Linked DNA regions of Homo sapiens: region 1 is linked to region 2. Evidence: chromatin loops called from intact Hi-C (ENCODE). Cell type or tissue: PC-3. All regions are shown on one strand. Links, peaks and the distances in the headings refer to the core of each region. The heading gives the core; the rest is flanking DNA.

The links. A loop is a pair of places that touch in the nucleus more often than their neighbours do. Peaks named below come from ENCODE experiments on the same cell type or tissue, not always from the same donor. Only the 100,000 strongest peaks of a DNase experiment are listed, where the experiment ranks them.
Region 1: a loop joins it to region 2, with 5 times the contacts of the local background. A loop is called at or near these places in 1 of 110 quality-filtered maps.

The regions. Positions count from the first base shown.
Region 1 is chr9:24,670,059-24,675,448 of GRCh38, forward strand. No RefSeq gene overlaps it. Among named protein-coding and RNA genes, the nearest start is that of IZUMO3, 130 kb to the left of the region's middle. In PC-3, for the core only: no CTCF peak of the experiment used is centred there; no DNase peak of the experiment used is centred there; H3K27ac peaks cover 1,407 bases.
Region 2 is chr9:24,789,613-24,795,002 of GRCh38, forward strand. No RefSeq gene overlaps it. Among named protein-coding and RNA genes, the nearest start is that of IZUMO3, 250 kb to the left of the region's middle. In PC-3, for the core only: no CTCF peak of the experiment used is centred there; no DNase peak of the experiment used is centred there; H3K27ac peaks cover 1,102 bases.

The sequences.
Region 1 (5,390 bases), core at 172-5,171, 120 kb before region 2:
TTCACTATAATTCCTGAATTTAGATTTGGGATAAAATAGTGTATAATAAAAAAGGCAAACTAGTGTTGTTTATTGAAATCGGGACAAAATTGTGTATATGGTTACATCAGGTATGTTTTCAAAACCATGTTTTAAATCGCCTGTTTCATCTTTGCATAAGAAATTGTAAACAACCTTCGATTATGTTGAAACTTCAATAATACTAAAACGTTCTCTTTGGCTGTTCTTTATTTTCCAGTCTGTTATTCAAGGACATTTATAATTTTTTGCTTCAATACTTTTCCAAATTACTTTCTTTTTTTCTTTACTTCCTTTTTAGTAAATATTATGTTCTTTCATAATAAGTCTAACTACTTTGTCTGAAGATGATTACCATGTAATATTACTTCCTCACTGATATTATGCATTTATTTATTTATTAATTTAATTTTTATTTTTTTGAGAAGGAGTCTCACTCTGTCACCCAGGCTAGAGTGCAGTGGTACAATCTCAGCTCACTGCAACCTCTGCCTCCCAGGTTAAGCGATTCTTCCGCCTCAGCCTCCCAAGTAGCTGGGATTAGAGGCATGCACCACCACGCCCAGCTAATTTTTGTATGTTTAGTAGAGACAGAGTTTCACCATGTTGACCAGGCTGGTCTTGAACTCCTGACCTCAGGTGATCTGCCCGCCTTGGCCTCCCAAAGTGCTGGGATTACAGGCGTGAGCCGCCATGCCCAGCCTATGCATTTATTTTTATTGAAATGCCTTGCCACATCTTCACCCATGAAAGTTCCATATTACCCCCAAAGCTCACATGTTACCTGCTCCATGAATTTGATACTAATTATCTGACTTACCTCTTTCCTAAGCTGCTCTAACAAACTTACCGTGGGCACTGTTGCTATTGTATGCACTCTTGTATTTGTCCTGAGATTCCAGCTAGACTGAAAGACTTCAAGGGTAAAAGAAAAGTATTTGAATTTGTTCAGTATCTATTACCTGTTACATAGTAGAACCTGAATATGTGTGATTTCATTTTAAATCTGTTACTTATATATGGTTATTATAATTAATATTTGTGCATAAGAATTAAACCATAAGCAGCTGAACAGAAAAAAAAGAGAAAATGTCTTAATTAAGGATGATGGACAAAAGAGAAAATAGACAGTATGCTGGTGGAAACAACGCAGGTACAGAGGCTAGACACGTTTGTTCCCTTCACCACCATTTTGATTAAAGAGGTGTCTGAGCTAACTGACCCTGCCCAAGCATGCACATTCTCAGTAGTATCTCTTTTTATCAAGAGCCTCGCCTCAATCCGTGCAGCCTATTCTCAACAACATAGACAGAGTGACATTGTCTAAAGTTAAGTCAAATTATCTCAAACCTGTCTTAAAAATCTCCACTGGTTTCCCTTTTGGCTCAGAATGAAAACAAAATTACTTATTATGAACCATGTATGAGTCAAGATACTTTATAAGCAGTAACAAGCAGCCCCCAGAGTCTTAGTGGTTTCAAATACAACCCAAGTTTACTTCTGCCTTCTGCTATGTTTTCATTGCGGCGGTTGTGAGTTCTTTCCTTTATAGGCATCCAGGGATAAAGACTGATAGAGCAGGCAATATCTCAAGTATGTTTGACACCATGCTGAGGCAAGTATATACTCTGGACTCTGGCCTACAAGAATTACATGTCATGTTTTGCTCACAAATCTTTGTCCAGAGCCCTTTTACATAACTGCACTGAAACATGGGGGCAGGAAATAGAAATATACCTGAAATGGTACTTGAAAAGGTACCCATGGGGCCTTATGTGATCACATCAGCCTCTGCCCATGTTACCTCTGAGATCTCATCTCCTATTACTCTCGCCCTTACTTGATTTCAATTCTGCCACAATAGCTTCATTGCTGCTACATGAACACCCCATGCATGTTCTTACTGTTGCCTAAAATGTCTTATTTTAGGTATCTCCATGGTTAACTCCCTCCCTGCTCTCTGATCTTTACTCAAAAGAGACTGTTTCAAGGGGAACTCCCCTTGTTGTTTTATCTAAAATGAATGTCTCTGTAGATGTGTAAACAAATTATCATGACTGTATCCCAATAAAACTTTATGGACACTGAAAAATAGTGAGTGCCTCCCCACCTGCATGTTTTTTTTTCTCCTTGTTCACATAATATGTTGTCAGGGTCTCCCGGAAAATTAAAATTTAATGAAGAGCGGGAATTTTCATTTGCTTTGTGCTGCTATATTTTCAGCATATAGAACAGTGCCTCACCATGATAAGTGTTTAATAAATATTTGTTTGCATACATCTTAAGTAAAAATTATTAACAAGCCTCTTAACTTATTGCAATTATGACCACAATAGCATACTTGTAATTACAGTTTATAATTATTTGGCTACCATATGAATGTCTATTACATGCAAGCATTTTACTAGGTACTTTCTCATGGGCTGACTCATTTTGTTTCATGATAGCCCTGTAAAGTAGATACAGTCATCCCATTTTACAAATGAATAAGCTCTAAGAATTAGTTTGCTTAAGAACCCACAGGAATAAAACTAAGTTACCTGAACATGGTAAAGTTTTCATTTAATGTTTGGTTTTAGCTAAATAATTCTCCCTATAGACCTTTAAGTGTAAGAACAATATTATTTGTTCTAATGATAAAAGGAGGTAGGAGAAATTTGGTTACCTGCAATGATTTTCAAGTCATGAAAGTATACCAAATAAACATTTCACATTCACATTTCTGCAACTTTTCCAAGGATAATACCAGTCCTGAATCTTAACTAGATATTAGAATTATTTGGAAGCTTTAAAAAATGCTGATGACTAGTTCTCACCCACAGAAATACTGATTTAATGTACCCCAGGTAATTCTAATATGCAACTACCATTGCGAACCACAGAATTCGACGATTAGCTTAATCACTGAGTTTCCAGTGGTAGTGGTGGTGGAGATTTGTTGATACTGTTTGTCAGAAATGAGGAGTGTCTACTAATTTGTTTAAACTGAGTTGGATACCATTTCCCATTAATTTCATTGATAGAGGAAAATAATGAGGTAAGCATTAATTTCTTAAAATCTGGCACACATTTTCACACATACATCTTTCTCATCAGTCTTCTGTGTTTTTTTTTTTCAAGGGGAAAAATACGTTTTCTGATTTTGGTAAAAATAAATTGAAAAAGTTATTGGAGAATAGAGAAAAATTATGTCAACTACTATCCAATTTCCTTTTTGAGTTGTCAAATTGTTGTGGTTGGCAGAGGCTCAGAACCTACAAAAAGTCACTGTTTTATCTGGGATTATTTACATTTTCCTTCAAGTATCCAGTCCTGGTTTTGTACACTAAGGAAGTCAACTCCATTCTGGGGAATTGCTCTGAATGTGTTTTTGTTCTTGCATTGACAGAATTCTTGGTTTATCAGTACAGATGGCATGCTTCAATAGTGTAGTCATGCAGATCTTACTACATAGACTTCATTTCTCTTTAGGATGGCCAATATCATGAAAGGATGGTAATTCTCCAATTTTTCCATGAAATAACCATAATGGGTGTTAATATTAGTATTTGTTTTTACCTGTAACAATCTCTATTTTTTTAGCCATAATTTCAATTATGTTATAATAAAAAGAATTAAAGTGCTAATATGAGCATCTAATTCTGTTTTCCTCCTGGTGACATCTCCACAAAGTTGAGTTGCTTTAACTTTATTCTTATCTTTATTCAGACACTGAAATATTCTCAATCCTGGTGGTGAAAAATGGCCCATTATTTTAGTCCAGCTCATGAATTAATTCAATAGCTAGGCATAGTAACCTGGAAGGTGTTGGCTTCTATTTCAGATAAATTATTGTGAGAAAAAAATACAAAAGATTTGTTACAAATCGTGTGAATGATACAGCACCTTTATGGCATACAGTTTGTACAGTTAAAAAACAGCAAGTCTCTACCTCAGCTAATGCAATGTATATGCTACTCAGTGTTTCTAGGGTTGCAAAATGCCTGTAGAGCTGTCCCCGAAGAGATTTACTATTAGGATTCAGTTCTAGAATAAATGAGGAAGGGGTAATTCTCATTTCCTATTATTTATGAACTATCCTTGACTTATCATTCAAGCTCTCTAACTCAGTCAGCGTGCCTCAAATTCCTCACACTTTGTGCTTCAAATGCATACCTCGAAACATTGTTCGTCACACGCAACATGCTCTATCACAACAAATCACAACTTTTTGAAGAGCTTTTGAAATTTTAACTCTGTTGTCTTTCTGGGATTATCCTTTCTTCCTCTTAATGCTATGCTAAAAACATACACAACGTAGCCTAATTTAATGGTACCTATGATTTTGATTCACATTTATCTGGAAAATTTTCTCTTCTTTCTTAGGCAGTGGGACTTCTTTTGAATCAAAGAGCTTTTCAAACCATGTAAGGGCACATGGTTGTACAAGGGCTAACCAGAATTCTCACTGTACATAAAAAGAGGCCTTCTGGTTTTGAAATCTTTTATAGGTTTCTTCAATTACCTGTCATTAACACAACATGTGAGTTTTACTTCCAGTGCAGCTTTGCTTATTTCCTTGTCGGAGGATCTTGTATTAGATTTCTTGCTATATTCTTTATCATGTGCTCCAACATGCTCTATACTAAATTATCCCTTAAAAGGTTGACACAGAAAGTCCTAGAATCTGTTTGATTCTGCAAGGCCTTTGAAAGATGGACCCACAACCAGATGAGTTTTATTTGAACTGCATGTCTCATTTACACACTCCAGTTCTACGTTAATATTTTCAAGACTCAGCTTGGAAGAAAAGAGAGTACTGAAGTAGCATCTTACTATACCATTTATGTAGATTTTATTGTACCCAGATTTCTTCAAATAGCCTAAAAAGTACTGTGTTTGGAATTAGAGAACAATTTAATTCCTCACTCTCTTACATGTTTGTATTAGGGTTCTCTAGAGGGACACAACTAATAGAATATATATAAGATGGGGAGTTTATTAAGTATTAACATATACAATCACAAGGTCCCACAGTAGGCTGACTACAAGCTGAGGAGCAAGGAGAGCTGGTCCAAGTTTCAAAACTGAAGAACTTGGAGTCCAATATTCGAGGGCTGGAAGCATCCAGCACAGGAGAAAGATGTAGGCTGGGAGACTAGGCCAGTCTCGCCTTTTCACATTTTTCTGCCTGCTTTAAGTTCGCTGGAAGATGATTAGAGGGTGCCCACCAGATTAAGGGTGGTTCTGTCTTCCCCAACCCACTGACTCAAATATTAATCCCTTTGGCAACACCCTCACAGATACACCGGAGATTAATACTTTGTATTCTTCAGTCCAATCAAGTTGACACTCAGTATTAACCATCACAATATTAAATGGGCCATGTTGAG
Region 2 (5,390 bases), core at 61-5,060:
CAAATTAGAACTCACAATTAAGAAACTCACTCAAAACCGCACAACTACATGGAAACTGAACAACCTGATCCTGAATGACTACTGGGTAAATAATGAAATGAAGGCAGGAATAAAGATGTTCTTTGAAACCAATGAGAACAAAGTTACAACGTACCAGAATCTCTGGGACACAGCTAAAGCAGTGTTTAGAGCAAAATTTATAGCACTAAATGCCCACAAGAGAAATCAGGAAAGATCTAAAAATCGACACCCTAACATCACAATTAAAATAACTAAAGAAGCAAGAGCAAACAAATTCAAAAGCCAGAAGAAGACAAGTAATGCCTAAGATCAGAGCAGAACTGAAAGAGGTAGAGACACAAAAAACTCCTCAAAATTCACTGAATCCAGGAACAGGTTTTATGAAAAGATCAACGAAATAGACCACTAGCCAGACTAATAAAGAAGAGAGATGAATCAAATAGACGCAATAAAAAATGATAAAGGGGATATCACCACTGATCCTGCAGAAATACAAACTACCATCAGAGAATGCTATAAACACCTCTATGCAAATAAACTAGAAAATCTAGAAGAAATGGATAAATTCCTGGACACATATACCCTTCCAAGTCTAAACCAGGAAGAAATCGAATCCCTGAATAGACCAATAATAAGTTCTGAAATTGAGGCGGTAATTAATAGCCTACCAACCAAAAAAAGCCCAGAAGCAGACAGATTCACAGCCAAATTCTACCAGAAGTACGAAACGGAGCTGGTATCATTCCTTCTGAAACTATTCCAAACAATAGAGAAAGAGGGAATCCTCTCTAATTCATTTTATGATGCCAGCGTCATCCTGATATCAAAATCTGGCAGAGACACAACAACAACCAAAAAAATCAGTCCAATATCCCTGATGAACATTGATGCAAAAATCCTCAATAAAATGCTGGCAAACCGAATCCAGCAGCATATCAAAAAGCTTAACCACCACGATCAAGTTGGCTTCATCCCTGAGATGCAAGGCTGGTTCAACATACACAAATCAATAAATGTAATCCATCACATAAACAGAACCAATGACAAAAACCAATTGATTATCTCAATAGATGCAGAAAAAGGCCTTTGACACAGTTCAACAGCCCTTCATACTAAAAACTCTCAATAAACTACGTATTGATGGAACATATCTCAATACAATAAGAGATATTTATGACAAACCCTCAGCCAATATCATACTGAATGGGCAAAAACTAGAAGCCTTCCCTTTGAAATCCGCCACAACACAAGGATGCCCTCTCACCATTCCTATTCAACATAGTATTGGAAGTTCTGGCCAGGGCAATCAGGGAAGAGAAAGAAATAAAAGGTATTCAAAGAGGAAGAAATGAAGTCAAATTGTCTTCATGCAGATGACATGATTGTATATTTAGACAACCCCATTGTCTCAGTCCAAAATCTCCTTAAGCTGGTAAGCAACTTCAGCAAAGTCTCAGGATACAAAATGAAGGTGCAAAAATCACAAGCATTCCTATACCAGTAATAGACAAACACAGAGCCAAATCATGAATGAACTCCAATTCACAATGGCTACAAAGAGAATAAAATATCTAAGAATACAGCTAACAAGGGATGTGAAAGACCTCTTTAAGGGGAACTACAAACCACTGCTCAAGGAGATAAAAGAGGACACAAATGAAAAAATATTCCATGCTCATGTATAGGAGGAATCAATATTGTGAAAATGGCCATGCTGCCCAAAGTAATTTAGAGATTCAATGCTATCCCCAACAAGTTATCACTGACTTTCTTCACAGAACTAAAAAAAAAAAAACTACTTTAAATTTCATGTGGAAAAAAAGAGGAACCCATATAGGCAAGACAATCTTAAGCAAAAAGAACAAAGCTGGAGGTATTACGCTACCTGGTTTCAAACTATACTACAAGACTACAGTAACCAAAACAGCATGATACTGGTACCAAAACAGATATATAGACCAATGGAACAGAGCAGAGGCCTCAGAAATAACACCACACATCTACAACCATCTGATCTTTGACAAACCTGACAAAAACAAGCAATGGGGAAAGGATTCCCTATTTAATAAATCGTGTTGGGAAAACTAGCTAGCCATATGCAGAAAACTGAAATTGGACCCCTTCCTTACACCTTATACAAAAATTAATTCGCCGGGCGCGGTGGCTCACGCCTGTAATCCCAGCACTTTGGGAGGCCGAGGCGGGTGGATCACGAGGTCAGGAGATCGAGACCATCCTGGCTAACAAGGTGAAACCCCGTCTCTACTAAAAATACAAAAAATTAGCCGGGCGCAGTGGCAGGCGCCTGTAGTCCCAGCTACTCGGGAGGCTGAGGCAGGAGAATGGCGTGAACCCGGGAAGCAGAGCTTGCAGTGAGCCGAGATTGCGCCACTCCAGTCCGCAGTCCGGCCTGGGCGACAGAGCGAGACTCCGTCTCAAAAAAAAAAAAAAAAAAATTAACTCAAGATGGATTAAAGACTTCAGTGTAAGACCTAAAACCATAAAAACCCTAGAAGGAAACCTAGGTAATACCATTCAGGACATAGGCATGGTCAAAGTCTTCATGACTAAAACACCAAAAGCAAAGGCAACAAAAGCCAAAATTGACAAATGGGATCTAATTAAACTAAAGTGCTTCTGCACAGCAAAATAAACTATCATCAGAGTGAACAGGCAACCTACAGAATGGGAGAAAAGTTTTGCAATCTATCTATCTGACAAAGGCTAATATCCAGAATCTACAAAGATCTTCAACAAATTTATGAGAAAACAACCCCATCAAAAAGTGGGTGAATGATATGAACAGACACTTTTCAAAAGAAGACACTTATGTGGCCAAAAAACGTATGAATAAAAGCTTATCATCACTGGTCTTTAGAGAAATGCAAATCAAAACCACAATGAGATACCATCTCACACTAGTTAGAAAGTTGATCATTAAAAAGTCAGGAAACAACAGATACTGGAGAGGATGTGGAGAAATAGGAATTCTTGTACACTGTTGGTGGGAGTGTAAATTAGTTCAACCATTGTGGAAGAGAGTGTGGCTCTTTCTCAAGGATCTAGAACCAGAAATACCATTAGACCCAGCAATCTCATTACTGGGTATATACGCAAATGATTATAAATCATTCTACTACAAAGACACATGCACACGTATGCTTATTGTGGCACTGTTCACAATAGCAAAGACTTGCAACCAACCCAAATGCCCATCAATGATAGACTGGATAAAGAAGATGTGGCACATATACACCATGGAATACTATGCAACCATAAAAAGGAATGATATCATGTCCTTTGCAGGGACGTGGATGAAGCTAGAAACCGTCATTCTCAGCAAACTAACACAAGAACAGAAAACCAAACACGACATGTTCTAACCCATAAGTGGGAGCTGAACAATGAGAACACATGGACACAGGGAGGGGAACATCACACACCCTGGCCTTTCAGGGGTTGGGGGGCTAAGGGAGGGATAGCATTAGGAGAAATACCTAATGTAGATGACGGGTTGATGGGTCATGTATATACCTATGTAACAAACTTCCACGCTATACACATGTACCCCAGAACTTAAGTTATAATAAAAAAATTAAATTGCTTATGGAATAACTAATGTTTACAGTCTGTATCTCTGTTCCATCTCTTAGTGATGTTTTTTTCACTTTATTGCAGTTTATTTTTGAGAACGTGTTAGATAATTTTCACAAAGACACAAGAATGTTGATGAATGACTTATTTCACAATCCTGTAATCATGAGGACAAGACATAATATTGGAACAAGGAATCCACCGTATTTCTCTGTATGTTCCCATAATTAATATGTCAGTGATATTAATAATAATATTGAAAATTAAATATCAATATTAATATTGAAAATTAAGTAATCAAATTTCTAGGGAGTAGTAAGTACTAAAGATACATTTTTCTGGCTGGAACTGATTAATGTTCAATTCAAAATATATCAGAGGAAATTAATATGCACATAAATACTTATTTTACTCTTCATTATTTGCTTCTTAACTTAAATGTATTAATCTGTAAAGAGAAATAAACCTTCAATTTACCTTGAGTTATAATTTATAGTATACTTTGGCAAATTTCTCAACTTGAATGCCAGGCTTGGTGACACAATCAATGGAAAAATATTATGATGTCTTTTCTAGAGAACATATTTTAGAGGTAGACATATTAAGTCGTGTAAACATTCATTTATGAACTAAACTAGTTGGTATTTACTCGTAATGTGGAGTAATCCTTGGGGAAATTTGACTCATTGTTCTTTGGAGTCAGTACTATACACTGCATTTTTAAAAAATGTATTTATACTTGTCAACCCTCTTCCTAGGAATACTTGTATTAGAAAGTATCATTTCCCTCTTGTTTTAGCCAAGTACCAAATTACTCAAGGGACTTTTTGTATACATTATTTATGTAGTAAGTCAAAGGGCAAAGAAAATAAGATGAATTGGATTGATTTCATCTGCTTTTTATTATTTGAGGAGTGACTCAACCTTTTTTATCTTTTCATACACACAGTTTGCTTAACTTAAAATCAGCTTTAACTTTAAATGTCCAAAGAAATATGGTACTGTATTCCTGTTTTGGGTTCACTGTGTCCCCTAAAGTTCATGTGTTAGTAATTCAATACCGAATGCAACACTGTTGATAGGTGGTACCTTTAAAAGGGGGACTAATGGTGTTATCATGGAGGTGGGCTAGTTATCACAGGAGTGGGTTCCTGATAAAAGAATGAGTTTGAATCTTTCTATCTTGCTCTTGCTCTTACCCTCTCTTGCCCTTCTGCCTTGGAATGACACAGCAAGAATGCCCTCACCTGATGCAGGTTCAAAGACCTTCGACTTCTCAGCTTCTAAAACTGCAAGAAAAAAAATCTATTGTTTATCAATTACCCAGTCTCAGTTACTCTGCTACAGAAGCACAAAACATACTAAATCCATCTTTAAAGTTAAATTTGATGAGTATGACCACATAGCCAATAAATGAACAGGTAAATAATAAAACTTTACTAAAGTTATAGTTTTTCCATATAAAAAGAGGAAGTGGCTTCTCAAGATCAAATAAAATACAAAGGTAATTATAACTTTTATTGCCTTGAAAAAGAGTTGATCAAAATAAAAGTCTTATAAGACAAACTCCTCCTGATCATTAAATATAGCAATGACAATAGATTCTAAGAAAGAGTCATTGGAGGCTTGAACCTGCTAAGAAAGATTTTGAAGACTTGGATAGCAGTTGACACATTTCAGCTCCTAAAATCTTGAAGAGCACATGCAAAATAATAATATTGGGCCCTTATCTTACACCATACGCAACATTAACTAAAAACGAATTATAGACTTTA